Linked DNA regions of Mus musculus: region 1 is linked to region 2. Evidence: chromatin loops called from intact Hi-C (ENCODE). Cell type or tissue: heart. All regions are shown on one strand. Each heading gives the region's core, and the rest is flanking DNA. Links, peaks and the distances in the headings are about the cores only.

What was found. Hi-C counts contacts between places; a loop is a spot of excess contacts. Peaks named below come from ENCODE experiments on the same cell type or tissue, not always from the same donor. Only the 100,000 strongest peaks of a DNase experiment are listed, where the experiment ranks them.
Region 1: a loop joins it to region 2, with 7 times the contacts of the local background. A loop is called at or near these places in 9 of 42 quality-filtered maps.

Annotation. Positions count from the first base shown.
Region 1 is chr1:163,925,371-163,936,426 of GRCm38, reverse strand. It overlaps Scyl3 (SCY1-like 3 (S. cerevisiae)), which reads right to left and starts at 6,662. Exons shown (of 14, transcript NM_028776.5): 1 at 6,241-6,662; 2 at 2,734-2,948; 3 at 1,610-1,795; 4 at 1-9. The coding sequence starts at 2,898. In heart, for the core only: no CTCF peak of the experiment used is centred there; DNase peaks (open chromatin) are centred at 6,446 and 6,686; H3K4me3 peaks cover 2,260 bases; H3K27ac peaks cover 1,423 bases.
Region 2 is chr1:163,989,602-164,000,657 of GRCm38, reverse strand. BC055324 (cDNA sequence BC055324) reads left to right here and starts at 5,862. Exons shown (of 24, transcript NM_201364.2): 1 at 5,862-6,048; 2 at 9,899-9,938; 3 at 10,865-10,953. The coding sequence starts at 5,938. Mettl18 (methyltransferase like 18) reads right to left here and starts at 5,769. Exons shown (of 2, transcript NM_027279.3): 1 at 5,587-5,769; 2 at 3,415-4,744. The coding sequence starts at 4,546. The coding sequence ends at 3,458. In heart, for the core only: a CTCF peak has its summit at 5,802; a DNase peak (open chromatin) is centred at 5,817; H3K4me3 peaks cover 2,399 bases; H3K27ac peaks cover 1,379 bases.

The sequences.
Region 1 (11,056 bases), core at 1,856-9,855, 65 kb after region 2:
CAAATGTCCCTGCGGGGGGAGGGGGAAATAAAAACAGGAAGAAGATTGGCACCCCAATAGTTGAAGGTTTTAAACAATTAAATACTAGTTACTGCAGACAGAGCAATGTGATCCTGGCACCTGCAGCAAAGCAAATAGAACTGTGCTTAAAAGAACAAACCAGATGTGGTTAAAACGGGAAAGGCAGACAACAGGGAGCTTCGAACAGCAGGCAGGTCAAGGAAGACATGGGAGCCAATGCATAGATGCGGTCAGTCCCGTTTCTTAGGGATCAGGAGCCACACGTGTCCTTAAACACACACAAGTCTTCAAAGCCTGGACGACTAGCTTCCAATACCTTACACCAAAATATCTCGGCTCCCGAAGACGATGCCACGCTCTCTCCTAAAGTCCCTCTGGCCTAGATTCTATCAGGCACCCAGATCCACTTCAATGGAAAGTTTGCTAGTCAGGAGGCAATAACGAAAACCCGTCAGAAGAGAAAGATGGAATGATAAGAACCTCCAGAAACTTCCCACAGAACAATCAAGTCTAAAATCATAAAGCAAACCATAGTACAGCCAAGTAAGTATGAAGACGGGAGAGAACGGGCACAGGTGACTAGCTACGTTTCCGTTTCAAACCAGGAATCATTCAGTAAATAAAAAGTACACTAACTATGCTACTCACGTGATCCAATGGGCTTGCAATTTTATACAGAAAACTCTCAGAGTATGTATAAGATGTGTCCATTCAGGAGAATGAGAGAGAATAAACATACAAACATTTGCTTGATATGCAGTGGAATGATCCACTGAGTACCCCACAGTTGCCTCTAGAAGAAGAGTCAGACCCAAGGATGGGACCTATTTAACCTGCTCCTCTCATCTTGTTGCTTTTCTATTATATATATTAGAGTTATCCTCCCCAATGAAGCATTACTAATAATTCTAGTTGCCATGCAAACGTCAATAAACTTTGAAATTCTAAGAAATTCTAAATTTCTTTCCAAAGAAAGCCAATCTCCCATTGTAGAAACAGCTGTAAGATGTTAAGATGAGCCTGGTGCCAGTGTGTATAACAGTGACTGCTGAAGACCTAATGCTTCCGATGTAAGCACCAGAAAACAACAGCTCAGAAACACCGACAACAAACTAAGTAAAGAGAAGCAGGACCAACCCCAGAAATCACCAGAGCCAAGCACAAAAGCTGCACGTCCTTGTTATGGGCTGTCTCTCCATGGGCTTCACCCACTCAAATGCAAACACCGTTTCTTCCTAAGGAATGGTTATTTCTTCCTTTGAAAGCTAAAATGGAGTAGAACCTCTGAAAACAAGCAGGAACTTTGGTTTATAGCAACATTACTGCCAAAGCTTTCTCTTAACAAATATTGGCTGTAGCTGTAGTTAGACAAAGGCTTACCTAAAACAAGAAGTATATGACAGCTAGCTGAAATAAAATTATGTAAGGAACTGCTCAGGGACAGAGAACTAGTTGCTGATCCCACAAACTATCTGTGGCATCTCTTGTTCCTTCTGCTTGCTTTCTATTCCTCTCAGTGTTACCCAAGTGCCACCACCCAGATGGTGGCCTCAGTCCCCATCAATGAAGGGAGACACACATCACTCACTCTGTCATGAAGGAAGATAAGAGCCAGCAGTATGTCATAGATTCCAGCACAGACTTCTGCAGGAGACAGGGTTTCCAAGGCCACTTCCAGAGGCTGCACTCTCTCAGTGACGAGGTGAATGCCATCTGCTTCCACAGTACAAGATAAAAATCTTAGCAAGCAAGGGTGACGGAGTGTCTTTAAGTGCTTTAAAACACAAATAGAAGAGTTGATGAAGTTAATGTCTCAAACCGGATTAATTACAGCTTCACACACACTGTGATGAAAGCCACGCTTTCCCTGAGGGTCTGTTCAACCTCCCTGTGTTCCCCCAGACTTCAAGAACAAGATATGGTCTACACCTACTGACTTTTCTAAAGGAGCTCATAGTGATGCAGACCATGATTCAATCAAAACAGCCATTAGCTAACACTGAAAACTTCCTGTTCCCACTACAGTAAACACCGAAGAATTCATTCATGCACTCAACTATAGTTTTCTCTCTAGAAACTTTTTGAAGATGTGATTTAGATAATATGCAAAGTAGGTTATCCAAGGAACTACCAAGACATGGCCTTGCTTTAAAAAAAATTGGCTCATTTACTGAATACTATTACAAGATGGGGTCATATGTTTTCTGTGGCTTTTTTTGTTTGTTTGTTTTTTGATGTGTGTATGCTGAGGATGGATCGCGTGCTTAACCGTGTTACTTGAATACTATGACTGAGACATATCATCAGCTCAAGTCATTTTCTTCTAAGCTGTCAATATCCCCTGACATGGAACCAAATAGCAAACTGACTGCACTAATAATCTCAACCAAATGCAGCAGTGACTTTAAGGGGCCAAGGACTTTCTTAGTGGAGCCAAAATGGAGCTCGACCCCCCCGCCCCCAGAAGTCAATGATCCTGTAAGGTCTCTCATCAAGAATCAGAGGCAGGATAAACATTCTTAGAGTAGACATATGAAATCACCTGCCTACCTTTCTCATGATTAAAATCCATTACACTGAGTTCTATGAGGGTCTTTGGCTATAGTGAAAGTATGCTGGAGACAGGACAACTGTTTTTATAACACCAAATCATAAAATACTTCTGCATGTGGCTGTAATAAAGATGCTATTAAGACAACTGCAGCACAGTACCTTGGCAGCCTTGTTAACCTTGTCTTCATTTTCTCGCTTATATACAAACACGGAAGCACATTTCCCATCTTGCAATATGGCGGGATAAACAGCAAGTCCAGATGGTAAGGTAAAAGGAGACTCCCTCAGTGTGTAGCTCTTTAAAGCGCTGTTCTCTGATCCCATCCCTGTTGCCGTGAGGCAGTTCTGCAGCTCCTCCTCAAATCCAAACAGCTCTACAAACAAAGAAGAAAAGGAACTGAGACATTAAATCTCGATCTGCAATATTAGCCAGGCTGGCTAATCCAGGTTTCCTCAATGTGACCACTAACAGGTACCCACTCACTCCTGCAGTGCCCACAACTGCATCTGAGAGTACAAATGGGCAACGAGCAGCAAGTTATCAGGAATGCGTGTTACTTAACAGCTAACAACTTCAGAGAAACTGTATTTTACCAAACAGTCACGTGCAGTTCCTCCCCCAAACCCAATCGTACACAAATATCTATAAAGTTTATAAACTTCTTCAGTTAAAGGTAAGTAGCCTTTAGATAAATACAAACGCCATAATTATGACACAAATCTCTCAACTTTAATTTTCCTTGTACTTGGAAGAAAAGCCACAGATATAATCTATGTAATGCTGCTAAAATCCATGCCTATCACTGAGTTTAAAGTGTGTATAGATGCATACACGTTACTATCGAGAGAATGAGAAGATGTGAGGGCGAGAAGCTATAGAATACTGGCTTTTTCAAAATCTCGGAAGATTATCAAATGCACTGAGCTCAGTTTGTCTCTCAAGACCCACTGTGACAGGCCAAAATGCAGAGAACAGGAGACTGCGGCGTTCAGTCCCAACACACAGACCTGGAGCGCGATTTCTGCACTTGAGACTCTGGGATCAGCTTGCAAAAGCCAGAGGGACAGGACGTTTGTTGTGAGACTCTATTTCCTAGGAAAAGTAAGAGACTTTTCTTGTGCTAATAAAGTCAGAGATTCAGACCATCTTGTTAACACGGTCGCCTAAGTAAGACCCAAACAACAAGGACACCAATGGACAAGCTAACTTGAAAGAGTGAAATCTCACACAACCTCACTCATAGCCAAAGAACTACAGGGACCCAGGGAATGCTGAGAATCAGAGATGTTTTCCTCCAGAGGGAAGGGCTCCCAGCTGGTTAGTCAATACCATGTGCTCAACATTAAGATCACACTTGCTTGCTTGCTTGCACACACACACACAGAGCAAGATGTACTTCTGTATTTAGGAGCACACACACATGCAACAAGAAAAAGACGATGAATTTGAGAGAACAATGGCAAGGAGGATGCACGGGAAGGGCTGGAGGGATGACAGAGAAAGGGGGGAAAATGATATGATTAAGTTTAATTCCAAAAAAAAAAATCATATAAAAAAAGGAATGACAAGGACCAGCCATATTTTACTGGGACAAGAGAAAAGCAATGCATGCAGCCAGAGAAAGAAGCTCTGATCATGGATGCAGTGGTCCCTGGGCGGCGAGGGCCTTCTTCCTGCCTCCTGGCCAAAGAGCAGTCGAGTCACAGCCGGATCTTTAGTATCCACAACCAGAATGAAGGGGCGGACCACTGTCTCCTCTATGGATCTGATGTTTTTCTTTATCACTAGTAGCACATCTGAAGCTGGGGTCACCAGGAGGTGGAGCTGGGGCCCCATGGAAGCAAACACGTGGTAGGCACCAAGGAAGTGAGTGGTCAGTGAGATAATGGTAGGCACAAGCTGGGGGAATGGCTGCTTTATAGAGACACACAGGCATCCTCCATCTTGGCCCTGCCTAGTGCCTGCAGGACGAGCAGCTGGCTTCCAATCCAGTTTTTCCACTGCCTCACTGACTAAGCCTCTAGGTGCTTGCGGCTTCCCTGGTGTGGCTTGAGTGGGCCTACACTCCCTGAGACCAACGGACACTTCTACTCTGACCCCTGCTTCAAACACCAGTGAGAAGAGAGGTATGAGTTAGGGAAGGGTTCATTTGAAAAGTATGTGGACCTAGCCTGCATTTTTGGTTCACTACAAAATAAAAGTTTTCAAAATTAAACAATAAAGGAAAACCACAGCAGGTGAGTATCTTCTTGGCAGAAAAACCAGTTTAATTTCGTTAGTCCTGAAGGGATACTGCGGTCACTGAGATTCATGAGCCACGCTGGCAAAAGGCAGGGGCAATGGGCATTTAGCTTACTGATTTCCAATAGCAGGCCAAATCCTTGTTGGAATATTGGCCCTTAGATTATCTATTAACCCTAACTCAATGTTATAAATACGAACATAATACCTTTAGATTTGCAAAAATACTAGGAAGCTACCAAAACCAGTCATTTTTCACAGTGATAAGTCGCCTATGACCCTAAGGAAGAGCACCTTTAAAAAGGCAAGGCTCAGTTTCTACCGAAGCGAATAGGATGCCCTGTACAGAGCCCCGCGCCCAACACAGCAGGGAAAGGGCGCCGAGGACTGGATTTGAGAACACACAAGGCGGTCACTCTGGTTCTCCCCACGCCTGTATCTAAGAGGCAGGACCGCTGGCACCAGCAGTGTTTTACAACCCTCAGGACGGAGCTGAAAGGAGCTTATGGAAATGCAAGACATAAGGAACACTCCCAACTCCACGGATTTTTTCTTGGTTTGGGAAGTAAGAAGGGGACTATGAAATAGTGCCAGGTAGCTTTGAAAGTCACACGAAGGTAGAAAAGGATATTCTAATATGGCATTTTTACTGACTATACCACTTATACTTTCTATAATGAAACGTCGAGTTGACAGTCTAGGATGTGACTGTACACTTTAATCTATCTATGTCTTCCATCCTTCTCATTTCTTTGGCTTCAGGCGAAGCTTCTGAAGGGTTCCATTTGGTTTGGGAGCAGCACCTTGCCTAGGTATTCAACCACATACCACGTGTGCTCTGGGGGAAGTATGTCCCTTAGTTCTCCCGACAGTAGAGACTCTCTTCGGTTCTAGTTCCCTTCGCTTCAAAGAGCCAAAGGTTATGACTTGCCCGAGAGTCCTAAGGATATGTACTCGTTGGCACTTAGATACTGGGTGACAAATCTTACCAGCGGCCCTGTCTCGGCCACGTATGTTCCCTGTCAGGAACTCAACCGCATTGTGCTAGCTGACAAGCAAAACATGTAGTCTCTGTGGACTAAAAGTACTCCGAGGTGTGACATCAGCTCAGAGCACACACATGTCCCCCAACCCAGCAGCAGCAGCGATCCCAGAACTCAGCAAAAGCGACCTTGGGAGATGTTGTTGTCTTTTCTACACGTGAAGCCCGGGGGCTGAGTGTGGACGCTCGTCGGGGACCCTGCACCGCGCGGCCTTCCCGCTGGACTCCAGGCCCGGTCTCTCGGCCCTCCACCGGCCTCGGCCGGCGGGGCTCACCCGAGACGCCAGGCACAGGGGCACCCCGAACTCCCCGGGGCAGCGCTCAACCGGCCGCCCCGGCTCGCTTCCCGCCCCGCCGTCCAGGCCGCACGGCTCCCGGTTACCTGCGGGCGGCGGGAGGAGGCTGGCGGCTCCGCTCCCTCTTGGCCCGCGGCTGGCTCCGACGCTCAGACCCCGGCTCCTCCACCCACAGACACCCCCGAGGACCCGGCTCCGGCGGCTCTCCGAGGGCCCGGAAGCGGCTCAACAGCCGGGCCTTCAGTTCCTCCGACGCCACCACCGAGGCGCGAACCCGGAACCGAGCTAGAGCGGCCGCACAGGTGCTGCGAGGGCGCGGGCCCGGGTAGGTGTGGGCGCCAGGGGAGCCTGCGCCGCACGCCTGTTCCCGGCAGCCGGCTCTGGCGGCAGGGAAGCCTCTCTGCGTGTGTCTTCAGCCCGACTGCAGGGGCATCCCGGTTTTCATGTTTGGGTTTTTAACCAGCCGCTTTTGAGTTCATTTCCGCCCGAATCCAAAATGGCCACCTCTGGCTTCAGACAAGTAAGGGGGCGGGGAGGAGGAGGAGAGGAGTTTGGGGCTGAGCCAGAACTTTTCCGGTTGTGACTGCCCCCTCAGCATCCTGGCCACCAGGATTGGCCTGCTGTCAGAGAAGATATGTATGTATGTATGTATGTATGTATGTATGTATGTATGTATGTATGTATGTATGTATGTATTTAGTGAAGTCAGAAATCATGGCGATTAACGCTTGAGACTTAATTAAGGCTTAAGGTTTCAGATGGAAAACCTGGAATCATAATTCAGCGAAATAGTACAATTAGAAGGAATGTCACGCAAGACCGGAGAGGACCGGACAGGAGGGAAGAAAGTGAAGAGGAGAAAAGGGGAAGGGAGGAGAGGGGAAATAAGGATGGGGGGGGGGTGTGTGGGAAAGGAACGGAGGAAGAGAAGACTACACCTGTGATAGAATTACCAGCTCCAATATCCGCTGACTTCTTGTTCTCTTCGAAAGTTCACCTTCGTTACAATAACCGAAGACTAAATGATCAACCCATTTGCGTGTGGGAGGTCGCAGCCAGCCTCTGCCTTCCTGGTAAAGAATGTAGATAAAGTAACATCAGCTACCACGTCCTGTAAGGCAAGTCAGAATGAGACCAGGATTGTCTTGATCAATTTATTTTGTGCCTTTCTTTTCCTGGAGGAGTAGAATTGAGCCACTTCAACCAGGGCAAGAAATCCACTGGGAGGATGATGCATTCCTGACTCACATCTATGCTGTATCGTTCGCTCTGGGTGCTTGCTCGCATTCTCATCCATTCTTTGATCACTAATCCTAGTCCAGCTGTGGATGGGATCCTGGGTAGCATGTAGCCTGTTTTCTCAAACACGATGGTCACCTACTCCTCTAAAATTAACACTAGAAGACAGTTCCCTGCTGCATGTGTAAGACATGATTGGAAGGGACACACTCAATACTTCTACCATCTACTCACTTCATTTATCCTGGTGTCACTCAGGTTTCTAAATAAACCATCTCTTACATCTCTGCATTAAGATTCCAGATATTTTTGAGGCCACGGGTTAACTTACACATCTTACCCTCAATAGGGTATGTCAGTCATTCTGTCCAGCGGACATTTGATTCTGTAGGAAAAAGGACCAGTATTGTACAGGCACACACAGATTCAGTTACCCCGCCTGGAGTTGGGTGACAGGTGATATTGCTCAGGTGGCACATGGACACGGGCTGGAGATAAGTAAGCTCTGCCCCTGGCTTGCAGTTCACTGATTAAGCCAGGCTCTCTGTCCAGGGAGCCCCAGAATCCACCTGCCTTTGCTTCCCCAGTGCTGGGCTTCCAGGCATAAGAACTTGGATTCTAATGATCAGACTGAGGTTCCAAGCACCTTACTGACTGAGCCATCTCCTAATGCCCCTCCCCACAAGATTACAGATTATTTGCATATGAGCCTTTGTGAAGATTTTGGGCTCACTAGATTCTTATGCCTTTCAGCCTATTTGACCTATTTTGAAGTTACTCATTTTGGCAATGAAAATTCACTTTTTAACATCCTTAAAAACACCATTAATCTGCATTAGATATGGGAAGGGCATTATCTGTAGTATCTGTCTCTAAGTATGGGTTTCTGATTTAAATCCTCCCAATGCCAATCCAAGCGTGAAATGCTTCTTAGCCTCCAAGTGTACACCAATCACCTCAGAGTTTAAGTGAAGAGAAAATAATAGATGTGTTGAGTAGTCTAGGTCTTGTCAAATGGCCTCAGACCTTAGTACAACTGACCCCATGATGGAAGTACCATCCAGGCTGTAAAACTCAGCATGTAGGCAGCACCACGTGCCAAAACTAAAACAAAGGCCTAATCCACCAAAGTCCCTTGTTCTGGGAAAGTCTCTAAATGAACTAACCTTGCTTTTTAGCTTCTGTAGCTCTGCTTCTGGCTAACTGTTCTTGTTAACAGAACATGGTTTTTCTGCTTAAAAGCTCACCCTGAGAAAGGCTCAGGGCTGCATAGGCATCCTGAACATCCAGTGTAGTTGTTGGCTGTCTAAAAAAAACAAAAAAAACAAAAAAAAAAAAACAAACACCTTTCTGTTGGCTTAAACCCATGTCTGAGCAGTCTTTTTGGAGAATACTCCACAATATTTCTGGATACCTCAAAAGATCCCAGAGACCACACTTCAAGATACCGGGGTGGTGGGATGAGGAGGTGTCTCAGAGACCCTTGGATCAAGGAAGAGTTGGGCTGTCAAGGGGCCCCTAGGGGGACACAAGTGGAGATGCTCCAGCTTCCCAGAGCTGCCTTTGATCACTCACTGCCTAAGGTTTTGGAGGGGTCTCACACCTCTACCGGGAAAGGAAGCAGGTTGCCTTGGTCTATGACCTCCGGAGATAAGTCTGGTCATGGCACATTCTGTTTGGACACACAGGAGAGGTCGACATGTCTGCTGATCCAGTGTCCATGTGATTTGTGACTGGATCCTTTTGTCTGTTCAGGTATATAAATGTGGTGGCTACCCCTTGTTGTCTTTTCTGTCTTTGTCTGTCTGTCTGTCTGTCTGTCTGTCTGTCTCTCTCTCTCTTATGTGTCTTTGTGTGTCTGTGTCTACGTGTTTCTGTCAGTTCTATTTCTCTGTATTCACTAGTGGCTTTCTCTGGTGTAAGAACCTGTAACCCAGGCTTAAGACCTGTACCCCATTCCATTAAGGACCCAAATCCTTTTGACTCTGCCAGGTTACCCAGACAGACAGACAAACAAACAGACAGACAAACAAAACAAAACCAAAAGTCAAAAACCAAACCAAATTTAAAGGCCCCACAACTAACTAACTAACTAACTAACTAACTAACTAACTTTATTTTGGACTCAATATAGAATTATTTGATATAGATTTTTTTAGTTAAATAATATAGATTGATTTAGTTATAACCAACCAACTAACTAACTAACTAACTAACTAACTAACTAGAGTCCACCTGCCCGCTTTAGGAGCAAGGGGCCTTGCTAGTTGCTTTGCTACACTTCTGCTCACAGTCAGGGTTGGTTCCTGTGTGGATGTGGGAGGGGACAGGCCTCTCGTCCAGTGCCCCCTGTCCTCTAAGCAGAATGCAGGAAATAGTTCTCTCCCAGGTAAGCATTTCCTCTCTGTGGCCTGCTCTAAACAGCCCCAGGGAGGAAGAAATGTCCCCCCTGGGCTGAGCCCAAAGGAAAAGAGAAAGTTTCTCTCCTTCCTCTTTTATGATTTGTGTTGCATTTTTAATCAGTGATCCAAAAAATGCACTATTCTGCAAATAAATAAATAAAAATTTTAAAATGAACAAAACTTCCTCTGTACTGGGCAGTGGATTGCTGGAGACCACACAGCCTGGACAAAGTGGACTTTTGTTTCTGCCTAACACTGACCAGGAAGACATTAAATGAATCTCACTAGGCACTTTTTTTAAAAGATTAAACATTTCCTTTGTCACCCAGTTGGCCCCAGATATTAGAAAAAATTATAAAGGTTTTTTCCTTTTTCTTTTCTTTTTTAAAAGTATTAGCAGGTTCCAGTTGCTGTAGGTTGGTCAAAGTGTTTTTAACAATAGAGAACCGATTGTGACAGGACCTTTTGCATGACCTGAAAGCCACTGTCACCTTCTCTTATGATGAGATGTAGTTAGACTTACAAATACCCAGCAAAAATTGTATGTCTCGTGCTCTGTCAGAAGAAACCAACCCCAGCCCCACGCCAGGACCAAGCTCATATAGTTGTTCAACTAACGAGTTCAGCTACCTCTGTCCAGCATAAACAATACCCAGTGACCCTGGAAACAACAAGGGAAATTGCAGTCCATATTGTCTGGCTTGAAGAGACAGGCATCCCGGTACCCTGCCAGTCATTCTCCTGCCCGTGCAGAAATCTGGGGTCTCAGAATCTCACGATTTTAGAGAGACAGTTGTACACTGAAAGATGCATCCCTCAACCTCCCACTGTCAGAGATGAGTCAACCCATCTTTGCTTTTAAGTGGATAGACCCACTTAAAAGGTTACAGTGGGCAATATACCTGCACTAGGTTGCCCCAGGATTTAAAGACACTAAGTACAGACTTCCTGCTCTTCTACCAGAGGTTTCCTGGGAAATGAATTATAAAAGGGACTGCCGTAAGAGTTACAGATCGTTGGTTACAAAATGTTGGCTAAGAAAGCCTAGCTTTATAGAAGATCCCACCAGCCAAGGGGAGGCAAGGAGCCTGTCTCAGAGTAGGTTTGAACTTCAGATCTCAGCTCCAAAGACTAAGAAAGAGGTTTGAGAGTTTGAGATTTGAGAGGTAGGTGCAGCAGGATATTGCTGCCTCTGGATGACAGAGTTTGTGAAAATAGCAAGGCCTCTATACACCTCTATACACCACCACAGTTGTGTGTG
Region 2 (11,056 bases), core at 1,256-9,255:
TAGTACATGTATGTCTGTGTCTCTCCCTGTGTGTGTATATATGTGTATGCGTGCTTGAATGTGTGTGTGTGTGTGTGTGTGTGTGTGTGTGTGTGTGTGTGTGTGTGTGTCTGTGTCTCTCCCTCTGTGTGTGTGTGCTTATGTGTGTACTGGAATTGTTAGTTGTGGCAATTTTGACAACAGTATGTTTGTTCAAGCATTTGACACACGATACGTCTTCTGTGTCTTTACACCTGTGGATTTATCTGATGAGAGTCAAAGTATTTGATTTACTTTCTTTATAAAATGGCACAGCCAAATCCACTGGAAACAGCGAGAGTCACAGGCACAGCTGGCTGACGAAGTTTCACCAAAGCTGAGGGGATTGTGGCAACTTCCGCTTTTCTGTCTTTCTGTCTCTAACTTTTGGTCTAACTTTTGGTGTGTTGCATCCTTGGGGACTTTCTGCATTATGATTCAATTTATGTCTTTTCCTGAGAAAAATTATGTCTGAGTATTTTTAGGAAAAATCCTAAAGTTAACTCTCTTCGGCCACTACTTGGAAGGCTTCCTTATGCCATAGAGATCATTAAGCACAGTTAGATGAAGCCATTACTCCAGGAATCTTCTTGGGGTTTCTGCCCCTGAGCTAACTCAAACAATATAACTGATGCAGGGCAAACCGAGACAATTGACAGACTCTGACTGGCCAGAAAAAAAAATAGGTTACAGATTTAAGGTCTCTTTTTATTATTATAGGCTTAGCGGTCTCTTAAAAATGTAGTTTAAAGATAGGACGGGCATAGAGGGTATACTTTTGAAGGAATAAAATTCAGTAAATAAGATAGACCAACTAAAATAAAGTTTTCCTACTTTATAGTGAAGATGATGGTACATATAGTAAAAGAAGTTAGGTATTAGGATTTGCTATTCATAATTCAGATATTTTCTGTTTGTCTTTGAAATGCTTTCATACAATAAGCATTACAGCAGGTCGTGGTAGCACACACCTTTAATCCCAGCACTCGGGAGGCAGAGGCAGGCGGATTTCTGAGTTCGAGGCCAGCCTGGTCTACAAAGTGAGCTTCAGGACAGCCAGGGCTACACAGAGAAATCCTGTCTCGAAAACCCAAAAAAACCAACAAGCACTGCCAGCCTAAAAGCAGGCTGTCATAATATGATCTGTTTGCTTTGGAGGAGACATTCTTTAGATTTGAGCTATAGGGTAACAACAAGAATTCATTCTGTTTGTTTTTTAATTATGACTGAACTTGTAACCCTGAACACATAATGAAAAGTCAAACACATATTCTGTACCACTTGGATAATCATTAGGCTGTTTTGTTCTGTGAAGCTTGAAAAATAAAGAAGCACCAGGCTGCTAGTCAGTCAGAGCAGCAGAAACTGCCTGGTGGGGAGTCAGAGCTACAGAAGTAGCCTGATTGGTGGCAAGTCAGAGGTGTGAAATTCCCCCAACCATCTCCTGACTCACTCTCTCCCCTTCCAACCCCTCATCTCCCCTGCAGGGACACCCTGTCAGCAAGAACCCTCTTTATCCTCTCTGTGCTGAGGAAGGCCCCCAGCAATAAAACAATTGGAAAAACAGAAATGATTACATATACATACATGTGATTTATAAGGATGTATGTTTAACTGTCATTACTGAATAAGAGTATCAAGATTTACAATCAAAATAGGCCCTAATAGGTTGATCTATCTACATGCTGAAAACTGAAAAGCTTTCAGGACTGGAGAATTTGGTTCAAAGACAGGTTACTTATAGCCCTTGCCTATAAACCCAACACTAAGGAGCGACGAGGCAGGAGGACTGCTGGGAATTAAAGGACAGATTGTGCAAGTCAGTTGATTGCTAGTCTGTGCTATTAGCAAGACCTAATCCTACACACAAAATAAATAAAACATTATGATTTAAGGTAGAAAGTTTGAGTAGGACTATTTAACAGTCTCAACTTACCTATAAAGTGAGGGTCATTATTGAGGTTATAAGTATTAAATAATAATATTATGTAACTTTTATTAGCTGTGTATAAATAAATGCTGAGGACACATTAGCTTTCACAACTGGGAATAACAAAGCATTATTAAATAGGGGGTGACATACAAGACTATAATTAAGTAAAATACTATACAAAAATGACATGTCATCAGGGTTCCAATAAATATCACATTAAGTCCAAGATATAGTGTGATTTAGGGTCCTCCAAGAAAGAAAAAGTTTAGATAACACACCAGTATCACATCACCAGACTGGCTCTGAGTGAGGCACCTGCTCCCAAGTAATGATATAGAGACTTATTGATGAAAGTGTGGTCTTAGTTGGTTTGTTCCCAACTAGATCGTGTAACTTAAATTAACCTGTTTATACTAATCTACACTCTGCCACAAGGCTCTGCCATGTGGCCCATTACCTTTCATCAGTGTGAACATCTGTTTGTTCCTTCATGGATGGCTGGAGAATGCCTCACACCTGATTCTTTCCCAGAGTTCCTTTCTCTGCCAGAAGTCAAGCCTATCCTCTCCTGCCTAGCTCTGGGCCATTCAGTTCTTTATTAAAACAATCAGAAACACCTTCACACAAAAAGATTTTTCCCAACACAGTAGATCTCAATTTTGGAAGAGATATGAAGATATTTGTACCAGAGTCAACCAAAGCAGTACATTTCCATCCCCGCTTTCTTTCTTGAGGATCTTATAGCCCAGAATCTGAAGTCATCCTTCCCTACTTTTCCTCTAATCAAGGTCCCAGGGTCTCATACTTGGCTTACAGTGGTGAGAGATTAACTTCAAGTATTGTTCCTCCCATTACCACCTATACACTTGTAGTTGTTGTTGAACTTTTGGGTTGGGACCTAGGTTCTCCTGCACGCTAGCAAATGCTCTACCACAGAGCTGCATCCCCAGCCACTTTCACACTCTGTAACAGATTCATGTTTGTTTTTCTTAATGCAAATCCAACTGCCTAGTATGCTAACACTTTGACATACGCAAATCAATAAACATCTTCTGAGTTAACACAGGCCTTGGACCAGACGCTTGAGGTCAGTATTATTCAGGGATCCAAGTCCGTATCAAAGTCTGTATCGATCTAGCCAGGCACTTCAGGGAGACAAGGAACTAACAAAGGCTGCAGAGAGATTCATAAACTTGTCAAGAAATGGGAGTATTCCCTCGGAACATGTTTATGGAGTGTTAGAGATTGTAGAAAGATCAAATAGAATGAGGATGGAGAAAGAACTTTTACACAAAGTGATTCAAGAGCTCATTAAATTCTCAAGGAAACTTGTAGTTTTACATAGAAAACATGAGGCTACTACTTCTATACTTTGCTTATTATTTCAATAAGTAAATTAAAAAAAAAAAACACCAAACCGTAATTTCAGAATAACAATAAAAAAGAAATTGAACAGTCACAAATTCTGGGGTATTCTTTTTATTTCATTACGCCATTCGGTGCATATTAACTGGGGTGCTTAAAAGTCATCTCCATTAGAAATCTCTTTAGACCTTCATCAATTACTTCAAGTGTTCGAGTCTCAAATACACCCTTTTCTTCTACAAACTTCTGGAAGAGATGAACGCCACCACCAACACCAAAATAATGTGCTTTGCTGGCCAGAAGCACCCGGCCACTCCTACTTAATAGCCTGAGGAATGTTTCATGCAAAGTGCTGTAATAATCCGGATTATAAATGGTTTCTGAAGTGAGAATGAGGTCATATTTCACAAACAGTTTTTCACGTAATACAAGCTTGCAAAACTCAGCCCACTCCCCAGAGAACAAGCGACATTTACAGATTTCTCGGCCTACTTCTGACTTCCTTTGTCTTTTCCCATCTGGCTCATTTTTGCCATTGCTGTCATCTTGCAAAGGGACATTAGCAACTACATTAGGTAAGGTCACCTCATCGATCACCAAACCGTTGTAATCTTGAAAATGAACTTCCCTAGCCCCTCCTTTGGATGCAGTTATCCCAAGCAGCCCAGACCCACAGCCAAGGTCTAACACTTTCTGCCCAGCAAATTTCACTTTGGCTTTTGTGAAGTAAGTCAAGAGGTCAAAGGTGCATTCCCAGATTTTCAAGCCTCCTTCATAAACACCTGGGATCAGATCAGAATGAGAAGAAAAGCTCTTTGAAACGATGTTTTCTCCAGGGAATTTCTCTTTCAAAGAGACGGTTTTCACTACTGCTGTGTTAGCATGCTGGGGACCTGGCAACATTTCCAAAACCGTATTTTCTAAGACGTGATTCACATCTTTAGGCATCACATGTTCTTTAGCAGGTTTCCAGGAGGGCTGGTGTTTACAAGCTTCTGGGTCATCTGACCTGTCAGCAATAGGGGGTGGGCTGCCAGTGTCTTCAGAGGAAGCTGCATTTCCCAGTGAGGAGCATTTCCAAGAGTGATCCCGAGGCAAGCCCGGACGTTCTGTAGATTGCCTTTTGTCCTGCTTTCCTTTCTGACTTTCTAAGACACAAGTTCCATCATCGAGGGATGTTAATTTATTTTCCAGATCTTCTTCTATGCTGAAATTGAATTGAAAGGCCATCCTCTTTTTCTATGCACACCGTTTTTTTACCAAAGGATGATGCTTCAGCTTCTAGAAAGAATTTAATGGCATAACCGATCACACAGTCGATTAGTTCTGTTGCGCCCAATGTCTGTTAGCTGCGTATACACCATCAGATGTATTCAGAGGGGGCTCCAAAGACGTTTTAGACGCCTTTGATCCTTTTTCAGTTCAGCCCTGGAAAGGGAAGGGGGAAAAGAAAATGTTTAAAAACAAAAACAAAAAAAGGCTGTGTGTATGCGATTTAGCAAAATGCACAGATGCCTTAAGTATTCAAAAGTAGAAGATAAAACATAAAGACAAACAAAAGAATAGCTATAGCAGCTACCACCTTCACCAGAACAATAAACCCCAAGATTTGTAGACAGGACAGCCTAGCTACCTGCTGCCTGGTCTTTTTTTTTTTTTTTTTTTTTTTGGTTTTTCGAGACAGGGTTTCTCTATAGCCCTGGCTGTTCTGGAACTCACTTTGTAGACCAGGCTGGCCTCGAACTCAGAAATCCACCTGCCTCTGTCTCCCGAGTGCTGGGATTAAAGGCGTGCGCCACCATGCCCAGCTTCCTGCCTGGTCTTTTAGTTGCCTTGTGCTCAGGCATCTTCACCTTCATCTTCCTAAATTTCTGACGCATCTACAGTAATTATTTTCTCTTTGTTCACAGTGGCATCCAGGTTTGTTCCTTCATCTCTGCCTCGCAAAAACAGTTTAAGGTTTTATTTGGGTAAGTAGGGTATCCATTTTCAAACACACACAGGTGTGTGTGATCTGGTGTGTGCAAACTCATCCAAACGGTACATTTATGTGTACGTAGTTCTACACCTTATGTGACTGGAGGGATGAATAAAGACTAGGACTGTGGAAAGTATAATCGATTGTATAGAAACATTTCCGGCAATATGCCAGACCATAACACCCGTTTTAATTTGCACATTTCTGGACGGTGGGATCTCCGTTCACTTGGCAGGAGCCGTAGGAACGGAAGCACGCACGCCAGTAAAATCATTCCTATTCTCGAACGCACCTCACAGGGGAGTAGAGTCATTCCTGGCCTCAGCCCAGGTCACCCTTGAAACTACGCGTCGTCTCAAAGTCCCCCCGGACTGAGGATAGCAAACCTGAGGACTTCTGGTCTCAGCATTGGAAAGTCAGACGCCAGGGCGAACAAACTACCGGAGAAACTCGCCTTCAGCCTACGGCGAACACCAACGAGATGAGTCCTCCAATAGCTAGAGAGGGCCCCGACGCTTGGGGGCGAGAGTGCTCCTCTCTATGGTTTGGTGGGGGCGGAGCTCTCTCAAAGCCTGCTGGGACGGCGTTCCAAGCTGTGGCGGGAGTCGTGCGGATTCGTTCGTCTCTCGGGGGTGGCGAAAGAATGTCGCAGGACGATGCGGAGGTGGCGAGCGGGGTCGTGCTGGAGGAACTCAGCAGCTGGTCGGAGGAGATGTGCCGTCGGGAGCTGCCTTCGGTGCTGCCCCGGCTCCTCATATCCTTGGAGGGCGCTGAGCGGGGGGTGTGTCGCGAGCCTGCTCCGCCCTGACGCGGGCAGCCTGGGATTCGAACTCTGTTTTGTTTTGCGAGGTGATGGTTAAGGGAACGAGGACAACCGTGGGTTGAGGGGCTAGGCGCGCCTAGCATTGTCGGACGATTGCGACTGGAGCGTTTGAAAATGATGAGTGCTCTCATGCCTTAAGTTTAGTTCTCTGTTCCTAAGTTTGCCCGGTCGGTCGCACTTGCCTAAGTGTGGGAGATGCCCGCGCTGGTGCTCAGTATCTGGATGAAGCGTGAGAGCTGAAGGATGTAGTTGTAGTTCTTCCGTGGTACCACATCTTCAAAGGATGGTCTGTAAACAAAAATGCTTTTCCCCTTTCGAACCCGTTTCCCTTTTAAGTTACAAGGCGGTGCTTCAGGTATTGGCTTTAATCGAGTTGTAATTGTGTGGAGTTAGGTGCAAAGAATAATTATGTAATGCTTTTGTGTTTGTAATTGGAAGTCGACTCCCTTCATGTAAAAGGTGATTTTAATTTTATGATTTTGATCATACCTTCTATTTAAAATTACACACACAGAAACAGACACACACACACCCCTCCAAAAACTGAAAATACCATTACATTTAGTGAAAGTTCAAACCTTGCACGAATGATGTTTCATAGTATAACTTAAGTTCTCTCACACTGAAGTCATTCCTTAGACATTAGCAAAATCCAACGTGGTGCTGATGACCGTTTTTAAAGTACTCCGTGTGTGGATATGGAATTATTTTGCTTTTTAGATGGTAGTCCTGACTGGCCTGATACTAGCTATACAAAACAGACTGGTCTTGGGTTTGCAGTAATCCTGAGTTTGCAGTGCTGGAATTTTTGTGTGTCAACGAGAAGGGTTGTTTTTATGGAATTTCCTCCTGGAAACAACTGTTTTCCTACTCAAAAGATGTTTATTTATGTAATGTGTGTCTCAGACTGCTAGGCTTAGAGGGAATGAAGATATCTGTTATTTACCCTCCCCTCAGTATTACAGGTACCACACTACATTTAGAGTACCATTTCTACCTTACCTTGCTACCTACTGAAAACGCAAATCTCATTTCCAGGTTTTCTTCTGTAAGTAAACCTTGAACACTCTTTTTGCAACCAGCTAATTATGATTTCTGATTCTAAATTACTCCATGAATCTACCTGTCCCCCACTGTGATTCTAATCTTTACAACCTGTACTAGGAATATTTTTTTTATTTTCTACATAGTTCTTCTATAATACATTCTTAACAAAGTTTAGAGTAAAAACAAGCAAACAAACAAACAAACAACTCCAAACCTCCCTCTTTTATATGTGGCTTAATTTTAAAAACACAGTCTGAACTTGTCTCCAAGGTTCCCTATAGTTTGAACCTGGCCTGTCCTTCATACATAATGTCCTTACATTCAGTCCACCAATCATCAGGCTGACCTACTTCAGGGTCTTTGTTCTCAGCCCAGCTTGTTCTCCAGTCTTTTCAACATCTCATTCTGGGCTTCCTCAGAGTTACTTTCTTACAGGAACCTTTTTATCAATCTTTTTTTGTTTGTTTGTTTGTTTTGTTTTTTCAAGACAGGGTTTCTCTGTGTAGCCCTGGCTGTCCTGGAACTCACTCTGTAGACCAGGCTGCCCTCGAACTCAGAAATCCGCCTGCCTCTGACTCCCAAGTGCTGGGATTAAAGGCGTGTGCCACCACACCCGGCTCCTTTTTCTCAATCTTAAGCAGTCCTTGAAACCTTTAACTTTTTTTTTTTTTTTTAAGGTTTTGATTGCTTTGTTAAAACACTATGATCAAAATCATCTTGGGGAGAAAAAGCTTTATTTCAGCTTGAGTGAAGTTCCATATCACAGTCCATTATCAAAGGAAGTGAGGACAGGAACTCAAGCAAAGCAGAGACCTGTGGAGAAGGACTGCTTTCTCCTCAGTCTATGGAGGAGGACTGCTTACTCCTCAGTCTGTGGAGGAGGACTGCTTGCTCCTCAGTCTGTGGAGGAGGCCTGCTTACTGGCTTCCTCCTCGGCCTGTGGAGGAGGACTGCTTACTGGCTTGCTCCTCAGTCTGCTTTCTTAGCACCCAACGCCACCAGCCCAGTGAATACTGCTCAAAGTGAGCTAGGCACTTTCACATCAGTCATCAAGAAAATCCACTTCAAATCAAGTGAGCAAAGCCCACACGAACTCAGAGACTGAAGCAGCAAGCACGGCATACACAAGAACCACACCAAATTCTCTTGTGCATGTATTCCAGCTTTCAGCTTAGTATTTTGATAGGACGCCAGAGTATGTGAACAAGTGGGTCGGAGTATTATGCTTTCTCTTGGGCTCTTTTTCTTCTGTTGGCTCGCCTTGTCCAAATTTGATTTTTTTAAAATCTTACTGTAATTTATTTTGTGTTTTCTTATCTCTGAGAAGCTTGATATTTTCTAATAGAGACAGAAAGGGAGGATCCTGATGGGAGGGGTGCTGGGGAGGAACTAGGAGGAGCAGAGGGAGGGGAAACTGTAATCAGGATATATTGTTTTAGAAAAGATTATTTTCACTAAGGATCGGGGAATGCACTATAGACTTGCCTTTAGGCAAACGTTATGGAGGCATTTACTCAAGAGTCCCTTCTTCCAAATGACCAGCTCATGTCAATTTGACCTAAGACTGACCAGCACACTATTACATTTATGGTGCTGCTTACAGTTTCCTGGAGACCATTTGATCCTTAAAAGAACTTATTTGCCTATCCACTTTTTTTCTTAATTGCACTGCTAAGTACAGAAGCAGGAACTTGCTTTTATCCTTACCACTGAGAATAGTTACTGGCACATATGTATTCAATAAAAATGCCTAGGTGTTGTTACCAAGGTGACTCAGTGGGTCAAGGCGCTTTGCTGCCAAGCCTGATAACCTGAGTTCAATCCCTGATACCCACAAGGTAGGATTGCTGCAGGTTGTTCTCACAGTGCCCACCTCCCCACACAAAAATGCCTAGGTGTCTCAAATAAGTAGTTTTCAGTATAGTAGTATTTACTTTCATTATGTACAACAAATGGAAGAAAAGTGAAGTAGATCACAATCTTATCACTTAAAATTAGTTTCATGCTTTTCTTCTTATATATTGCCCAGCCTGAATATTTTCAGGCTTATAATGTAATTGTGGAGTAGCAAACTTTCTGAATTTAAACTGGAATTGGTCCTGTTGACAGATTCTACCCTTCTGAACAGAAAAAAATAATTGGGTTACTTCATTGCATTTGATTGCACTTATAAAATATGCAGAGTGAAAGTTCAGAAGAGAGAATTTTGTGATGTTTATGAGTACCCATTTTCTTGACATTGTACAAGGGTTCTTACTACTTTTACAATAAAATATTTCTAAAAATTCTCAGTGATACACAAGTGTAATTTGTACTGTGTCTATCATTACCTCTTCTATTGGATATCTAGTTGTAACAACTTCAAGCTCCTCTATGCAGAAGATTTTCACTGGGTAAGGTTGGTAAGATAGGTGTGTAAGTAATATGTTAGTTAATGGAGATACAAGTAGAAGTGTGAAGGAGAGTTTCTGAAACTGAAACTTGGGATTATTCAGTGCTTTCTTCCATCAGTCATATGTGCTTCATGACTACACTGAGTTGGAAAGTTCCTTAACCGTAAGTAATTAGGGTTAATATCCTTAAAATATTTTCACAAAATCTTTGTTCACTTGATAAATGTTAAGTTTTCAAAGGTAAAAGAAAGCCAGGGATTTGGGCATAATTTCAGTCTCTTAGGGTTTATCAGCAAATTTTAAGCACTCTTTTTAAATTTATTCCTTAATTTATATTTTACTCTATGTATCAATGTTCTGAAAGTTGGATTGAACATATCCGTAAGTAAGATTATGTTGTATATGTGATAAGTATATGAATGCCAGTAGACTTTACAGGTTTATATTACCTTCAGATTTAACCTTTTCTTTATTGTAACTTCAGTAACTTCCTGTTACATAAAATGAGCCAGTTCCTTCCAATCATAGTGTTTTTAAGTTTTAAATTCCATTTTTGATGATGTATAAGCACAATAAAAATTTTAGTGTTATGCTGTGCTGGGACCAAGATTGGGTATTGTTATACCATGTCAGCCTGTTATAACGTTTGGCCTCTTAACATGTTTAATGCCATTTAGAAACCATTCCCATGTTAGAAGAAACTCAGTGTCTGGACTCTAGATCTAGATGATGACAAATGTATCATTTGGGAAGTGGTTACTCTCATCTTCATCTGTTTTCATAAGACTTCCTTATAAGAAATCTTGACTGTTTTCTGATGTCTCAGTATGCTATGGCATATGTGTGTCTGCACTCACACACACAAACATGTACACAGACAAAGGAACTTTCAGAGAAAAGTTATGATGGAACTGTCATTTCATTTCTTATATTTCTGGTGCCCAGCTATGAGTCATTGTGTATGCCTGTTTATATAATTGTTAAAGTTGGAATTTTTACCATCTTAGAAACTTTTAAATACATTTAAAAAAATGTATTTTAATTGTGGTAGATCCTGTTGAGTAGGTATATCCACACCCATTTAACTTATTTAGCTTGTCTTCAGTTGCTGTTTCTTGTTTTCTTTTCTTTTTTTCTTTTTTGATTATACTTTATACATTGAAATGCTTAATAGTTTCTCTGTGGAATATGGTATTAAAGTTTTTAAAACTTTAGGTTGCTATTACTTAGCCTCATATCGGATAAGGACAGTGACTTACTGGCTAACATGGTATGATAGTTTTACAAAATGTTTTTTCGCTTTATAGGAATTTTAAAAATCATTGTTGAAATGTTTTTGCCTCATATGAACCACCTGACACTGGAAGAAACTTTGTTTTCCCAAGTTTTACCAAAGGTACAGTTTTGATGTTAATTTACACACCATAGACGTTATTAAAATCTAGTCTCAACTTTATATAATCCATTTCTAATATTCTTAACTCTTATTTTTCTAGTAT